Linked DNA regions of Mus musculus: regions 2 and 3 are each linked to region 1. Evidence: chromatin loops called from intact Hi-C (ENCODE). Cell type or tissue: gastrocnemius. All regions are shown on one strand.

The links. A loop is a pair of places that touch in the nucleus more often than their neighbours do. Peaks named below come from ENCODE experiments on the same cell type or tissue, not always from the same donor. Only the 100,000 strongest peaks of a DNase experiment are listed, where the experiment ranks them.
Region 2: a loop joins it to region 1, with 7 times the contacts of the local background. A loop is called at or near these places in 15 of 42 quality-filtered maps.
Region 3: it touches region 1 in a loop (4-fold over the local background); 5 of 42 quality-filtered maps call a loop at or near these places.

What each region holds. Positions count from the first base shown.
Region 1 is chr8:127,436,313-127,441,312 of GRCm38, reverse strand. The region is part of intron 20 of Pard3 (par-3 family cell polarity regulator); the gene reads right to left. It overlaps LOC115486907 (a long non-coding RNA gene), which reads left to right and starts at 28. Exons shown (of 2, transcript XR_003947489.1): 1 at 28-225. In gastrocnemius, a CTCF peak has its summit at 2,547; DNase peaks (open chromatin) are centred at 93, 985, 1,646 and 2,528; H3K4me3 peaks cover 3,805 bases; H3K27ac peaks cover 3,216 bases.
Region 2 is chr8:128,355,311-128,360,310 of GRCm38, reverse strand. It overlaps Nrp1 (neuropilin 1), which reads right to left and starts at 1,238. Exons shown (of 17, transcript NM_008737.2): 1 at 679-1,238. The coding sequence starts at 751. It overlaps A930035F09Rik (a long non-coding RNA gene), which reads left to right and starts at 2,074. Exons shown (of 3, transcript XR_879381.3): 1 at 2,074-2,930. It overlaps Mir1903 (microRNA 1903), which reads right to left and starts at 1,070; the gene lies at 991-1,070. In gastrocnemius, CTCF peaks have their summits at 2,091 and 3,037; DNase peaks (open chromatin) are centred at 2,126, 2,338, 3,108, 3,215 and 3 more places; H3K4me3 peaks cover 4,204 bases; H3K27ac peaks cover 4,448 bases.
Region 3 is chr8:127,187,778-127,192,777 of GRCm38, reverse strand. All of the region lies in intron 2 of Pard3 (par-3 family cell polarity regulator), which reads right to left. Among named protein-coding and RNA genes, the nearest start is that of Pard3, 130 kb to the right of the region's middle. In gastrocnemius, CTCF peaks have their summits at 1,264 (motif pointing left) and 2,246 (motif pointing left); DNase peaks (open chromatin) are centred at 1,245 and 2,228.

The DNA.
Region 1 (5,000 bases):
TGTAAGTGCTGACAGGCAGCTGCTCAGTGGTTTGGCTGCTCATTTGCAAGTCCACACCCCTAGGGAGGGCATGCCAAACCAAGCCTGGCCAGAGAGTGATCAACCTTCCTTCATTACAGCCAGGGCGGCTCAGTGGCAGGATTGCAGACGTGACAACTTCTACTTTGCCACCACACTCCAATCAATGTCCAGGAGCTGCTGTATTGCCCAGGGAACGCTTCACAGGTGAACGGGTGGGGATGTGTCTCTGCTGGGAGGGGCTTTCCTAGCAGGGCCAAGCCCAGGGGCTTATCGTCAGCCCTGAAGAGAACCTGGTTTGTTGGTTGGGACATGCCTGTCTCTTAGTACTCCCAGATGGAAGCAGCAGGCTCTGAAGGTCAAAGTCCTAGGTTACATAGTGGTTACATAGTAAGTTTCAAGACAGCTGGGCTATAGAAGCCCTGCCTTAGACTAACAAACAACAACAAAACGAGGACAATTTCAGTCTACTAGCACCCATGATTGTTTTCTTATAAGTAACTATATCAGAATCAACCCTCCGAGAGAGAAAGATGACATCATCTGTAATTGCAAAACAGGAAAAAGGCTTTGGAGCATGTAGTCCAGTGGTGGAGAAGGTGCCTGCCAGACTCAGGGCTATTCCAGAACTAAGCATAAAAACTACTCCCCACCCTCTGGAATTAAAAAAAAAAAAAAGTGAAATTCTTGAGGTTTAAAAGTTCACCTTGAGATGTGGTTCCCACCAGTTATGAGGATAGGGAATGGCTAAGAGTTGCCGAATAAACAGACAGTGGCTAGACACAGAACCAGGACCTCATACATGGTAGAAAAAAATGCTCCAGCACTTAGCCACCTCCCTGGACCCTAAAGGTGAGGCTTGAAGATTCCAGAGAGAACCTCAGCAGGAGACGTGCTGAGTACAGCAGCTTGTCGTGGGCGGAGCCTGAGAGGAGCAACATGCTCTTCTGCACAGTCAGCATCAGGTGGGCAGGCAGAGACAGCCAAGGTAGAATTATCCCTGGGGGAAGGAGTGCAGACAGGTTCTGAGCAGCAGGCAAGGATGACTGTATACTTGTTTCGAGAGCGAAGAACAGAAGAGGTGGAGAACGGTCTGAGGTGCAGGAAAGTGCACGTAAGGAATGGGGTAAATGGCTGGTAGCATTGTGACTGGCACCAGAGCTCTGTGGGACTATCCTGAACAGTAGGAAGAGAATGAGCAGGCTGTGCTTACCGTCAGTGTTGGTGAAGGGATTCTGTCATCACATGAAGGACAGTCACTTAGGAGAGGAGGTATGTTTGATTCAGTAACAAGAGCCTTATGCTCAGTTTTGGAGGATGGGCTGGGGAAGTGTAAGCAAACAGCAGAGTGCTTGCCTAGCGAGCAGGAAGCCTTGGGTTCTATCCCAGAAAAGGGCTGGGTGGGGGAGGAAAGAAAAGAATAACTTGGGGATAACAAAAGAGCTCGGAGGCATAGAGAGAAAACAGTGAGGAAATCAGGCAGAAACGAAACTGGTCAGGACCAAAGGGCACAAACTCCTGTAGCTCAGAGCTAGAACAGGAACACTTGCTTTGGCAGCACACACAATAGCGTTGGGGTGGATTTCACCGCAGCTGTGGCCCATGCACAGGTCCGGCAGCATGGTCCCCAAAAGAGACAAAATGGCTGGCCAGCTTGGCACCTGGCTGGATTTCAGTGTGCACCACCCCCACTTCACAGAGTGATTTGGCAAGTTAAGTCACTTATTGAGCCCCGGTGTTGTTAGTCTCTCTACCCATAAAATGCAGCTAAAAATAGCACCTTCTAGGATTATGGCGAGGATTACATGGGTTAGGGAAAATAATGTTCTCAGCAGATGTACACCAGTTTCAGCAGGCAATGGCCGCTAAATGCCAGCTGCAGCAGGCTGCCCAAGGAAAGTTCTTCCCGTAAAGAAGTCATGGCCTGCATGTGCCCTACAAAGCCAGAAACAGGACCCAGGAGCAGTGCTGTCACCAAACAGAAACGAGCAATGAGTAGAAGGAATGACAGGAGGACAGGTGTTCGCAGTCCACTCAGCCCAGCCCATCTGTTACTATGGAGACCAAGAATATGATGTCATCTTTCTCTTCCTGAGATAAGGGGGGGTCCTGTAGTGTAGGGTGACTTTGACCTTCCTATCCTTCAGCCTTCATCCCCACCCCACCCCCGCCCTCCACTCCCAGTAATAGGTCTACATGTATGCTCAATCGATACAGTGTGGGCCCACAGAGCCACATCCCTGGATCCCCTTAGTTTTCTTTTGCAAAGACAGAAAATAGTTACATAAGGAGAGATAGAGAGCCTGGGGGTGGGGAGCAGTTAATCACAATATAAATATTATAAATATTATGGAAAGAGAGGGTAAGGAGGTGTGGCTGTCATCGCCCTGTCAAACCACACCTCATTTAGGAGTGCCTGAAGATTCTGAGCTGCAGGAGTGGGTTAGGTCCCAGCTGAGTTCACACAGCGGCAGCATGTGCATTACAGGTTGCCCTGCAGGAGACTGTAACAGCTCCAGAGCACCCCCTGTTGTCAAGGCACATGTGTGCCTGCATGTGTGAATTGCCATCCAGGGAGAAAAATACCTGATGCTGACATAAGCCGCAGTGGCTGCTCACACCCTTTGAGGGTGCTTGGCTTGAGGGAAGGATCCTACCTCATTTTCTGAATCTGATGCTTTGAATCTTAGCAACACCCTCATGTGGCAACTGTAGCATTACATCATGCTTGAATCCATCACCACTGGAGCATACAGCCTAAGACCTGGGTGCTATGAATAGCCCAACATGTGGGAATGCACATGGCTTAGATACCTTCTGTGCAAGGCTGGACACAGAAGAAAACATCTATCATAACATGTAACAGACATGCAACATGTTACATAAAGTGGAAATACCCTGTAGGATATCTGCTTAGTGCCAGGACACACATGTGCAAGGCAGATGTGAACAATGGGATGCTCTTCCAAAGGTGGCACTGGCATTGCCACAAATGCATGGTTCCTTCAGACAAGAGTGTCTCGATTACCCGTCTACTGCTTACTACACTGGTCTGGGTTGCTCAATACTTGCTGCCACTGTCTAGGTTTAAAAGAAGTTGACCCGTATGAGAAAGGACAAGGGTGTAGGTTTCTAGGAAGTAGCTAGGAACACTGGCCAGAGAACGAGATACATGAAAAAGGGAATTTTGGAAAGCCAGCTAAAGGAAGGTGCTCCCAAGGCCATCATCCTGAGGTCAAGGAGTGCCAGGTGATACAGATCAGCTCAGGAATGCAGTAGGGAGTGCCATCTTGCTTAGTGTGGTTCTGATGCTAGTGACTGAATTCTGCCAGCACCTGGATCTGCAAAGTCCTGCTTAGAAGGCTACCCTTTATGGCTTAGGGTGTAAAACTCCACTTACAGTTAATGATCCAGGAACCAGGGGTATGTTTATACTGGCTTCTGGGGGAATGTTTGATGGCTGCTCTGAGGAGAGGCTGTTCAGAGGTCAGGCACTCTGAACAGTCCCAGAGAACTGGGTAGAGCTGCCCCAAAGGCTGTAGAAGAAACCGTAAGCACAAAGGTGGAAGTCGAGAAAGGAGTTATGCTCAGTTAACTTCTGTTAGAATTCCTGGGTACTGTGTACCAGTCGGCCAAGGCTTCACCCTTGTCCTTCCTCAAGGCAGGTGAAGAATCTAACATTCTCTGCCATTGTCAACTTTAACCCAAGGAAGCAGTTACTCATAGGCACCAGCCAGTGGAAAGGAGAAAAGAGACACTGTAACAAGAAGTGTGGCAGGAAGTGTCAATGTAGCTGAGTGCAGTTTGCAGTTTTAGATCCACCACCCTGTAAAGCAAAAATACCACAGATTTAACAGTGAAGCCATCTGTGTGTGTGTGTGTGTGTGTGTGTGTGTGTGTGTGTGTGTGTAGGTGGGAAGGATATTCAGGTAGGGGGTTAGAAAGATAGAAAGAAGAGGTTCTGGTGCTAGGTGATGTCAGAGAGGAAGAGGCCAGTAATAGATGGCCTTCAGGGATGTAGAAGAGGAAAGATTAGCATCACAGATCAGGTGATGCTCTGGGGTTGGGGGTGGGGAACAGGGTGATGTGGAAAGCCAGAGTGTTTGCTGATGGACTTACTACAGTTTCTAGCTTCCACCTGTAATGGGCATTGTTCAAACCAGCAAGGGTACATGCTGCAGGCATGGGCCAAAAGATCAAAAATACTCAGGCCTTCTACTTCCACTCCCCAGTCAACTCCAAAAGTTGCCCCATAGATACCTTCTTGCAGCCTCCATTTTTGACTCTAGTCATTGACAAGCTGCCTTCTGTGGCCACAGTGGGACCCACACAAGATGTGAATCCTCAGGTTAATAGACTGGGGCTAGAACAAGGTTCTACATATTCACAAGCCTACTGTTTGATATAAGGACTGCTATTAAGAGTTGTCCCAACGCTTTGGAGCTAATCAAGAGAAGAAGAGAGCCATGCAAAGGGAAGAGGCAGATATACAGCTCTGGGGGCAAACAGAGACCAGAGTCTTGCAGCCACCAGCCCATACCCAAGCATAAATGTCAAAGAGAGTACTGCCCATCCAGAGCTCAAAGCAGGTGCCTCAATTAAAGGTATAAACTTGGGAGTCCTCTCCTTAGCCTGGGAACCTGAAGGCTCTGTTCCAGATAACATCTACTCTCTATGCTACTGAAAATGAGGAAGAAAACAGAATAGAGAAGGGAAGAAAGGGGCTGGAGAGATGGCTCAGCCCTTAAAGGCGAGTCTCAAAACCAAAAATGTAAGAGAAGGGGAGAGAGGACAGGTCCTGCAGAACCCCAGCACTAGAGGACTAGATGGCACAGGATTAGGCAGTAAAGCGAACAGAGCAGACAGCAAGCCCATGGGCCCAGCATAGGCTTGGAAGAGTGAAAGCATCAGAATGGAGACTGCTGGAGAGCTTTGCAGAGCAGGACCAGAGGGAGACTTAGTGAAAGGGTTCAAGGGAAAAG
Region 2 (5,000 bases), 920 kb before region 1:
ACACTCTTTATGTTCCAAGGCACTGTTTATACCCAGGACTGCCTTTCATTTACTTAACAGTGAGTGGTTTTAAAAGCCAACTGGAAGCTGCAACAGGGTTACGAATTCTCAGACACGCTGGTACCTCACACTGAATAGATCCAAAGCCTTTATTGACAGTGCGACTTTCATTCATACTTCAGACTGATCACAGACGGTTTACAAAGGCAGCGGAGAGTTCCAGCGCCAAGACTGACCGCTATCTCTCTGTGTCGCCCACCAGAGGAAACCGAGCAGGGGTGTTTTGAGGAGAACCAGGAAGTCCTCCCGGTGAAGTGTTCATTAACTCTCAGCAGCCATCAGATTTTTGAAAGGGAGTCTCATTTAATTGCCTCTGGGAGGAAACATTATTAAGATAATTGGTGTGCTGATCTGGGAAGGTAGGCAGCTCTGTCTCGAAACAGAGGCAGGAGAAGCCAGCAACCAACTGGAGCAGGGGGCCGAGGGTTTGTGGTCCTCCTGCCCCAGACGCCCTGACTTCTCCGTTCCTTGCGCAGGCAAGTTTCCTGCGCCCGGCAGCCGTGCGCGCGTCCCGTGGCTGGGGCTGGAAGTCCCGTGGCTGGGGCTGGAACCCCTTCGCCCGAGGGGACTCGGCAGCCCCGGGCACTCTGGTTGCTCCCGTCTCCGGCTGTCACTTACCGCTGCGGAAAGCGCCCGCCAGGGCGAGGGCAAGGGCGAGCGTGGCGCACAGCAACGGCAGCCCCCTCTCCATCCTCCTTCGCCAAGCCAGTCCCCAGGCAGCCGCAGGAGAACACGATTGCGCGGACGAAAAACCAGCAAACGATAATCTTAACAATCCGAAACGCTCTTAAGTCCGCCTAAGAACCAGAAAATCCTCAGCGGGTCTTGGCGGGGAAGGCTAGCGGCGAGGCAATGCCTGAATTCGCGAGAAGCGCTTTTCTTTTTGTGTCTCAAGTCGCCTGCATCCTGTCATTTAGCTCCGATTTCCTCTCCCTTTTCCCACACTTGTTCCTCTTCCAGGAGCCACTGCCCGGGCCATGTCTCAGGAAGAAGAAGAAGGAGGAAAAAAAAGAGGGGAGGAGTTGCGAGGAGGAGGGGAGAGGGCGGGCGACACACCAAAGCCAATTTCTAGAGGGAAAGAAAAAAAAAATCCCGCTTGATTCTGGACGGGTTGGAGCCGAGGAGCTGGCGCCCAGAGGAGGTCCGGGTTGTCTGCGGGAAGGAGAGAGAGCAATGAAAAGATGAGCGGGAGAGCAAGGACTTTCTCCACTGGCACCCGCCTCTCTCTCCGACCTCCCCCTCCCTCCCAGAGCCCTTCCCTCCCTTCCTCCCGCCCCCTCCCCGCACAGCTCTGCCAGTGATTGCCTGGCTGGAGATTCAGAGACACAAGTTTCTCTCCGCGTGCTTTCCCGGTTGGTCCTCTGGGCTCCCCCCTCCACCCCACCTCCGGGTACCCTGCTGTGCTCTCCGCGGGAAGAAGGTCACTAGGGAGCAGGTTGTCTGCGCCCAGAGCGCAAGGTCACGTATGTGTGTCAGAAGGGGCAGTACAAGTGGTACCAGCCCCAGTGGCAGGCTAGTCTACCTTGACGAGATCTCTGCACCCCAGAACTGAACTAGGCTGCTCGTGTAGGCGAGGATCCTGGAGTCAAGGAGTTCCGAGAGACCGGGGTTAGCTGCTACTTCACGGAACTCCTAATCCCTAGGTACCGGCGCCCCCGGAGGCGTGGATCGCGCTGTCAGTCCCCGCTTTCACTTCCTGGGTGTCAGCCTGAGGTTTGGGGCAGGAAGCAGTCGGGCGCTCCAGGACGCTCCGAGTAGGACTTAGACTAAAAGAAGAACGCCTTGGTTGTTCTGCGAGACACGCTGTTGATCTTAGAGAACTGTGACCCAGTCTGCCACGTAAAGCATAGGCAGACTTTCTTAGAGCACGGACCCTGGCTGCAGCGGAACAAGGTCTCCTCGCCGTGCATAAAGGCGAGGATGGGTACCTGATACCCCCATCCCCACCCCTGACGCTTCAGGCTGCATTGTTCCCCGAGATTTGGTCCCCTCTTCTTTGGGGTTACATGAGCTCGGAGGATGGATGGTGGCGCGCCTTTCAGCTAGGGGGCAGCCGCCAACAGTCGCAGACCAGCCACGTAGAACTCCAAGAATCTGAATCAGGGGTCGAGGGACCCATTTCTGTGCACACCGAGGGAAGGATAAGACTGGCAACGACCCCTTGTGAGGGTGACAGGATGATCTTTGCAAGGGTCTCCTAGTGCCAGGTTTAGATTACAGGCAATTGTGTCTACTGATCCTCCAGCCTCATACGCCACCCACTTACGAGGTGCGTCCCTGGTGTCTGCCCAGTGCCTCCCCTCCCCCATGTAGTCCGGTTCCATCCTCGAGGGCTTTCCGAGAACTGCAGCAGGTGGCTTTGGTTTATGAATAGCAAGGACACCCAGGGACATAAACTGGTTGAGGCTTCTGATCAAGTACATATACCGGGCTCAATGACCTCCGAAGGAGCTGGTGGGTAAGGTGAAAAGGTCATACGCCTTCTGGGAAGTGGCATTTATAGACATACTGCCACCACAGAGACTGACTCCTACCTGGTACAAGGGGTTGCAAAGATTTGGGAATGCTGGCAAGGAGACTCTGGTCAAAGGTTTTGGCTGAAAAACTAGGGTCATTCAGGGAGAAAGATCGCTCAGGACACTGGTGCCCTAGGCCAGGACTCTGCGTTGGATGTCTGGGCTGGGCGCTGAATTGAGGCTTGTCCGTTGTGCGGATCTCCCTCCTGGGCTCCCGCGCAGGACCCACTGGCTCCAGAGTCCAGCCTTCTTTCCGGCCCTGGTTACCAGCCCCGCCTCCAACGCAGCCTCTCCCTCCCTGCCCCACCGCAGCGCCAACCCTGCGTGCAGAGAGCCAGCCCCGGAGCGCCCCCGGTTAGTCGCCCCTAGCTTCCTCTTTGGTTCTCCGACCCTTTGGAACTCCGGGTGGGTTGGTTGGGCGTGCCAGAAGGCCGGGAGTCAAACGCCTGAGTCGAGCGGAAGGGGCAGTCGTGAGGCCGTTGGCCCTCTGCAGGCAAGGTCTAGGCGATAGCCGCGCCCAGGGTAAAGCTAGGGGAACGAGAGTGGCGGCGGCGGGGGGGGGGGGGGGGGGGGGGCGGCAGCCCTGGCGATGTGCCACACGGAGCGCGTGTCCCCGCCTCCCTGCGCCAGGCATCGGGCGCATCCTTGCCAATTCCAACTATGTTGGGCAAGCCTTAGATTCAGGGTGACCCCGCGCCACCCTAGTCCTGGAGTCCAACGGACAGGCGCCTCGCCGGACTTGGCGAGTCGACATAAGAGGGAAACCAGGCCAAAATTGTGGAGATCCAGATCCTTGTCTCTTTCCGAAGAGGAACCCCTTTGCCTGGCTAGCCCAGGCGAAGCTGAAGCCTGTATTTAACCAATCTGCCCTGGGTCGGGTGAGATAAGGGGCACACTTAGGACACTTGAGTGATCAACTGGTGCGCCCTGGAAGGGACAGTTCCCCATACCCAGAAACAAGAAGCTTGGGGAACCAGTGAAAGACTCCTAGTTTTCTGGCTCAGCCCCTAAGTTCTCTTGATAGCTTTTCTCGGTTGTAAGGCATGCCCTGTGTGTACTTTAGGGGAAACATACTTAAAGCTATTGTTTCTCATTTTCCAGAACTGAGGCTTTCCTAGACACTTTTTCTTTTCCACAGTGGGTCTGAGAAATGGAGCCAAGCCACTCTAATAAATAATTGCCAGCTAGTGCGTAGGTATACTGCTAACCGTTCTGGTTAACAACCTTTTCCTGTGCCATAGGATCCCATCAAGAGAGACAGGCCATTTTAGATACCTGTACTTCTCCACCCAGGGAAACAGAGTGGCTTTATAGGAGAGCAAGTGTGAGACAGAGGAAGAATTTGGCAGTATTCCTAGTTTGATTTTATTTTGGTCTCGTGCACATATCCCTCTTCTTGATATCACAGATCTGCCTAGGAGACAGGGTCTGCTTCTACCTTCGGGTGATTTATCTATCTGCTGCCCTAACCGTGCTGGATAGAGGCTGTCCATGGTCAGTTCCACCTCAGGGGCTGCTGAGGTTGGGGCCTGTTTGAGCACAGCCAGTATGAACTAGCTGGGTGGAAAAACCTTGCTCCTTTCACCAAGCCACATCACTTTGCTAGAAATAAGAGAGTCATTGCTCCCAGAAGGCCTTTGGACCACCTAGTTCTCAAGGGTACAATATGGGGATCCCAGTGTAGCTCAAAACCACATCAAGTGCAGTCAAGATTATGCATTGTGTTGTTTTTAAAGTCAAACCTATGGCAATAAAGAAACAAAGAATTCTTAGGAGCTAACCAACATCTAACATGGAAGAAGAGAAACTGCAGTTTACACATTTGGTGGTATGGGGCCCCGATCCCAGCACTCTGGAACAGGAGGCATGAGGATCAGGGTTTCAAGGTCAGAGTGAGTTCAAGGTCAGTCTGTGCTACCTGAGACACTGCCTTCACAGAACAAAGAAACTTAGAAAAAAAAAAAAAAGAGAGAGAGAGAATCCCTTTGGGTCAGGAGAGATGGCATTGTGGTGAAGGGAAGGTTTTGCTCTTTCAAGTTCAGTTCCCAACAGTTACACTGGATAATTCAAGACTACCTATACCTACAGTTCCCAGGGATCCAATACCCTCTTCTAAACTCCACAGGCACTTCCACTTACATGAGTATACCCAGGCATATGTACACACAATTAAAATAAGTTTAAACACTCTAAATGAGACAGTTTCCTTAAAATGATACCTTTATGAAACAACTGTCATGCAAAAGTTGTCTCTTGGGGATCCTGCTATAGGTATCTGGATTTGTAGTGGCAGAAGAGAATAAATAAAGAAATCTTTAATTTTGTTTCTTTTTAAAAAGCTACTTTAGTTTTTGTTACTTTTGATTATGTGTGTGTGTCCACACATGGTATGTATATGTGAGTGCAGGTGGCCACAGACCAGAG
Region 3 (5,000 bases), 250 kb after region 1:
TCCCAGCCTCACGCTAACTCCCAGCTGAGCTCCACCACAACAGTGTTCTAGTTCTCAGTCAGCGCTGGCGGCTGTCTTCCAAATATCATCACCCAGTCTGTGAGGGCCAGTGGTGAGAGTCCATAAGTATAAGTTAACCGGGGCAGCCACTGGACATGGAGGAGCCTGACAACTGAAGGTCAAACGGGCCCGCACTGCCTCTCAGTCAGTCAGTCAGCACAGCTGAAGTTAACATGCCAGGTCCCATTAAAATGAATATTGCCAACCAATTAGTAGAATAAATGGTTTGCCTCATAATGGGCTTTGTCTGTGTTAATTCGCCTGCGTGCTGGAGGATCTACAAGTAGAAGCAGGACCAGGTGCGATCCCAGTGCTGTGGCGGAGAACCCAGGACACAGGTGCAAGACAGGAGTCCACAGCAGTCAGAGGAAAGTCGGTCATATGTGAAAATCAGGAAGAACAAAGTAATTCTATTGTCATCCAACATAGAAACCAACATAGAGACAACTGCTTACTAAGCTAAGCATTCAAAACCCTAAATGTAGCAATAGAGGAAGTAAGGAGGGAATAATGGTACTGAAAACCAAGGGTGTGGGCAAAGCAAGCTCCACACCACTGATACAAAATAACCTTAAAAGTGTGCCCATGTGCTTTGCAGAGAGCTACAATGGCTTACATAGTAAGTGGCCTCATTTTGTGACTGCTTTGTCTCCAGAGAACGGTAAGTAAAACAACCCTGCTGGACAGGGCTCCGTGAGCACGGCTTCTCACGAGACCCATAAATTAATCGACATATCTTTTATTTGAATTCCTTTCTCATTCTTTTCTAAGGCAAAGATGAAGCCAGCTATGCACAGGCTTTTTCTTGGCTAACTCTTCCTATCTTGACATCTTGAAACAAGTCAAAGGGTGGATTTTAAAACGAAGTAAAAAAAAAAAAAAAAAACCATCACTATCAAAGGCCTGACACGCATTTTGAAGTTGTACAATGACAGTACCCACTAGCATTAAGGCTCGTTCCACCCACAAGTGTCATTCTTGATTGCAAGTGGCCCTGTGTGTGAAGCCTTACCCCAGAGCCCTGCCACGGGAATGCTGGGAATTTTCCATATCGTGTGTTTGAATTCACTGTGCTGCTTTGCCACTGGGTTTTAGGTGTTCAGTAATAATGTGCTTTGTTCTCAAAAGTGTCCCTCACACCTGCCAACTGAGAAACAAGGAGGCTCTCACAGAATGATGTGTTGTTGCGCTGCCCTCTAGTGGTAACTCAAAGCAGAGCAGAAAGGGGGGAGGACCAGGAGAAAAGGCTAAACAGAATGGGGGGAAATGATGAAGAGATCACCTCTAAAGATTTAGTAGTACCCTGTTATTCGATTGGTATAAAACAACTCTGCTGGCATGTCACTACAGACCTGTCTACTCACTTTCAAAACCTCCACGTAAGAAAAATCCAGAGTAAAATCAGCAAGCACACACGTGTATAAACATATACACAAATTAATTGCAGCTTTAAGAAAAGAGAACACTAGCAAGGGCAGGTCTACAGAACGTAACATTTGTTAAGGTGATGAGGACAGAGTGATGCTTCCTAAGACACAGTGGAGGGTGGGCAGGGAGAGAGTGGACCCTCTAGCTAGGATGTGTGCTCTAAGATGCAGCCATATTCACACAACAGTGGCACAAACTCCCACCTTGAGAGGCTGAGTAGGAAGATCACGAGTTCAAGGCCAGCCTGGGCTCCAACACAGCACATCTCAGGCCAAAGTGGGAAAAACAGCGAGAGCCTGTCTGCAAAAAGAGGAGGTGGTACAGCAGCCATTTCTCCAGGATTCAGAGCACGTAAAGAAATATCTAAATTTTCTGAAATAAATAAAACTTAACAAGCCTGAGTTGCTTTTGGAGGTTACACATCAAAAATCAAAATTAACCCATAGGTTCACACTGGCAAGATTTCCTTCGTAAAAGTCAAATCAAGTCTGTAGGGGAGGAACCAAGTAGGGTAGGTATCAAGGGGCTTTCGAAGCAGTCTCTTCTAGTCAGAACAGGCAGGCAGCGGGAACCTGGGTTCTCCAAAGACGCCTCACAATGCTGTTTGAACACTTACAGAAACCTCTATGACAACATCTTAAAATAAAATCTATCTTCACAAAACAGACCAGCTCCGTCCCGAAAGTATGCAGACGTGGGTCACTTATCATCCAGCAATAGCCTTCAACTACAGGCATACAGCGACCTCTTCTGGATCATGAAGGAAATGCCCCAACAGCAAAACAAAGGACTTCCATCTCCAGGTAAACCACAAAACTGCCCAGCCACTTCCCTCCGGGCAACAGCCACAAAATCATGTGTGAAGCTGAGCTCTAAGGATGTTTATCTTTGATTCAGAAATCAGTTATGAACCATCCAAAGACATCCTTTCCCTTGTTACCATATACATGCTTTATAAAGGTTTCTTTCACAGTTCTGAGCAGCAGGAAAGATGCATGACTTGAGTCATTTTGAAGACTGTTTATAACCACACCTAGGATCGGAACACCATTAGCATAATATCTCAGATTCTCTCTGCTCTGGAATTCTTATCTTTGGAACTAAAAATGGCCAGGCCTGAAGATAGATGAAGATTCTGCCAGAAGCATGCCTCCGGAATGGGTGTGTGTTATGAGTGCCACTCCTTTAACAAAACACAGAAAACACACACACTAGAAACCTTGTTCCTAATAGAGTAGAAAAGGGACCACACCTGAGGCAGTGAAAACCACATTCAAGCTTCCCTCACCCTGACCACTCAAAAAAGGAGCGCTGCTATGGGGGATTTTAAGGACATAAATAATAATGCATCAAGCACATGGTTTGCCTCCAATGGGCATCACATACCACATATATAAACAAAAGACAACAGGCTGTGATATTCCCTCCACAAACACTCTCACAATTCTCTTTAAGGAGCAGACGTACATTCTAACAATCCTCTTGTATAGAAATCACACACAAGCAAGCAGGTGCCAGCAGGTGTTGAGGATCCCAGGGAACTGAGCAAACCTGTTCATTTCAAGATGCAGAGACTACAGGCAAAGTGCTACACAGGCTGAACACAAGGATCCTCAAAAGATCTTCTACAAGGCCTCTGTGCTCTGGGAAGATAGAAGTTAACATAATATGGACCTTTAAAGGGGTATCTGAGGCCAGACATGGTGGTTCACGCCTGTAAATCTACCATTCGGGTGACTGAGGCAGTGGGATGGCTAGTTCAAGGCCAGTCTTGGATGTATAGACAAACCATGCCTCAAAGAAAAAAAGATCAGGAAAATGGCATTCCTATAAAGGACAATTTGACAACATCTGTCACTCTATATAACGCACCATTTCCCTTGCTAGTTAGGGAATTGTGAGATACGTTTAATACAGCACTGTTTTTAATTAAAAGAAAAAGAAGGGAATGTGATATATTTAATAAACATAAAACAGTTTCCTGATTATAAAGAGAGGCTGAGTGCATCTTGTGCTCAAGCAAGACACCCCAAATTATATGCGAAAATCGTAAAGACACTTTCGTTAAGACTACCCCTTCATTTCGTGCAGTTTTCCTATACACTTGCCATATCTGCATCATGCAAACACTTATGGTTAATTCTGTCTGATGGAGATAGAAGGGTGCTTTCGCTTCCTTGTGTTCTTCTAGGAGGTGGCCTCCTCATCAGGAATATGCTCTATCCTTAAAGGAACTCCAATACTTTGCTTATGTTGGTACTCATGCAGAAAAGCTAATGATTAGTCAAAATTAACCAAGGCCTTCCTACAGCTGTCTATCCATCTGAGACCCAGGTGACACTTTAGAGAACAAAGTTTAAAGGCAGCATCTTAGAGGAGAAATCTTGGAGATGATTGACAGTGGGTGAGGGAGGGCAGAGAGCAGAGGCATCTGCACTTGGCTGAATCTTTAAGCCTGGCTTTTACTGCCAGATCAAGGAGTCATGTGTTAGTGTGTCAGGACCCTGGGCTCTCCCAAGGTTGCATTGCATCTAGGAAGGAGAACCCCTGAGACATCAGCTAGCTCTCCTATACCTCACCCACCTCCAACATTACCAACAAGCCTGCCATGGTAGCCATGTCTACCCCAACACCTAAGCCTGCTGTAGTGGCCAAGTCCTGAGTGCTGTTACCCATGGGGTCTTTGTGTCTGCTCTTCCCCCTCTCTATAGCTAACACAGTCATCCTCCTCTCCTTCCTGCCTTCTTCACTGGCATTTTAGATGCTCAGTGGTCTGCAGTGAGCCAAATTATGCTATCAAAATACAGACCTTATTACTCTCAGATACAAACACCTGCCCCTTGGCTTCAAAATGCCCCTATCAGAAACCTGCACGGACCTTGAATGGACTTGGTTAGAATGCTACCTCATCAAAGGACAAACTCCCTTAGCCTCTTCCAAAGCAGACCCTATACCTCGAGCTACTCAGTCCTGACATCCCTCGGGAGCCACATGTATCCCTGCCTGCCATTATTTGAGATGCACTATGTCTACAGTCCACCACAATCATCATAGGCACAAAATGCCTCACTAAGCCTTGAACTATGCTAAGTCCCAAGTCACCAAGCATTCACTGGATACTGGATGCTAGCTGGCCCACTACCCCGAACACCTTCCTTAAGCTCTTTCTTCATGCCTTATCTACAGGAAGACTAATGCTCCTTTCCCTCCAAACCATCTCTTCCCATTCTACAACTGCAAACGCTTCCCATTCCTTTGGTAGAATGTTGCACTTGCAATGGCAAGCTGGCATGGTCTAGCCTTCCTCTATATGCCCTAGCAGTGTGCCACCATTATTAACCTGTGTGGTATTCACGGTGAACATCATCAGGGTATCAGCCTGATATCTCCTCACACACGGCAACAAAGAGAGCTCACAAGACACATGTCCAGGGGGCATTCTCATCCCTCACATGCTAGGAAGCAATGGGTCGAGTGACAGGCAGGTCCATGCAGGAGGTTACATTCTGGAG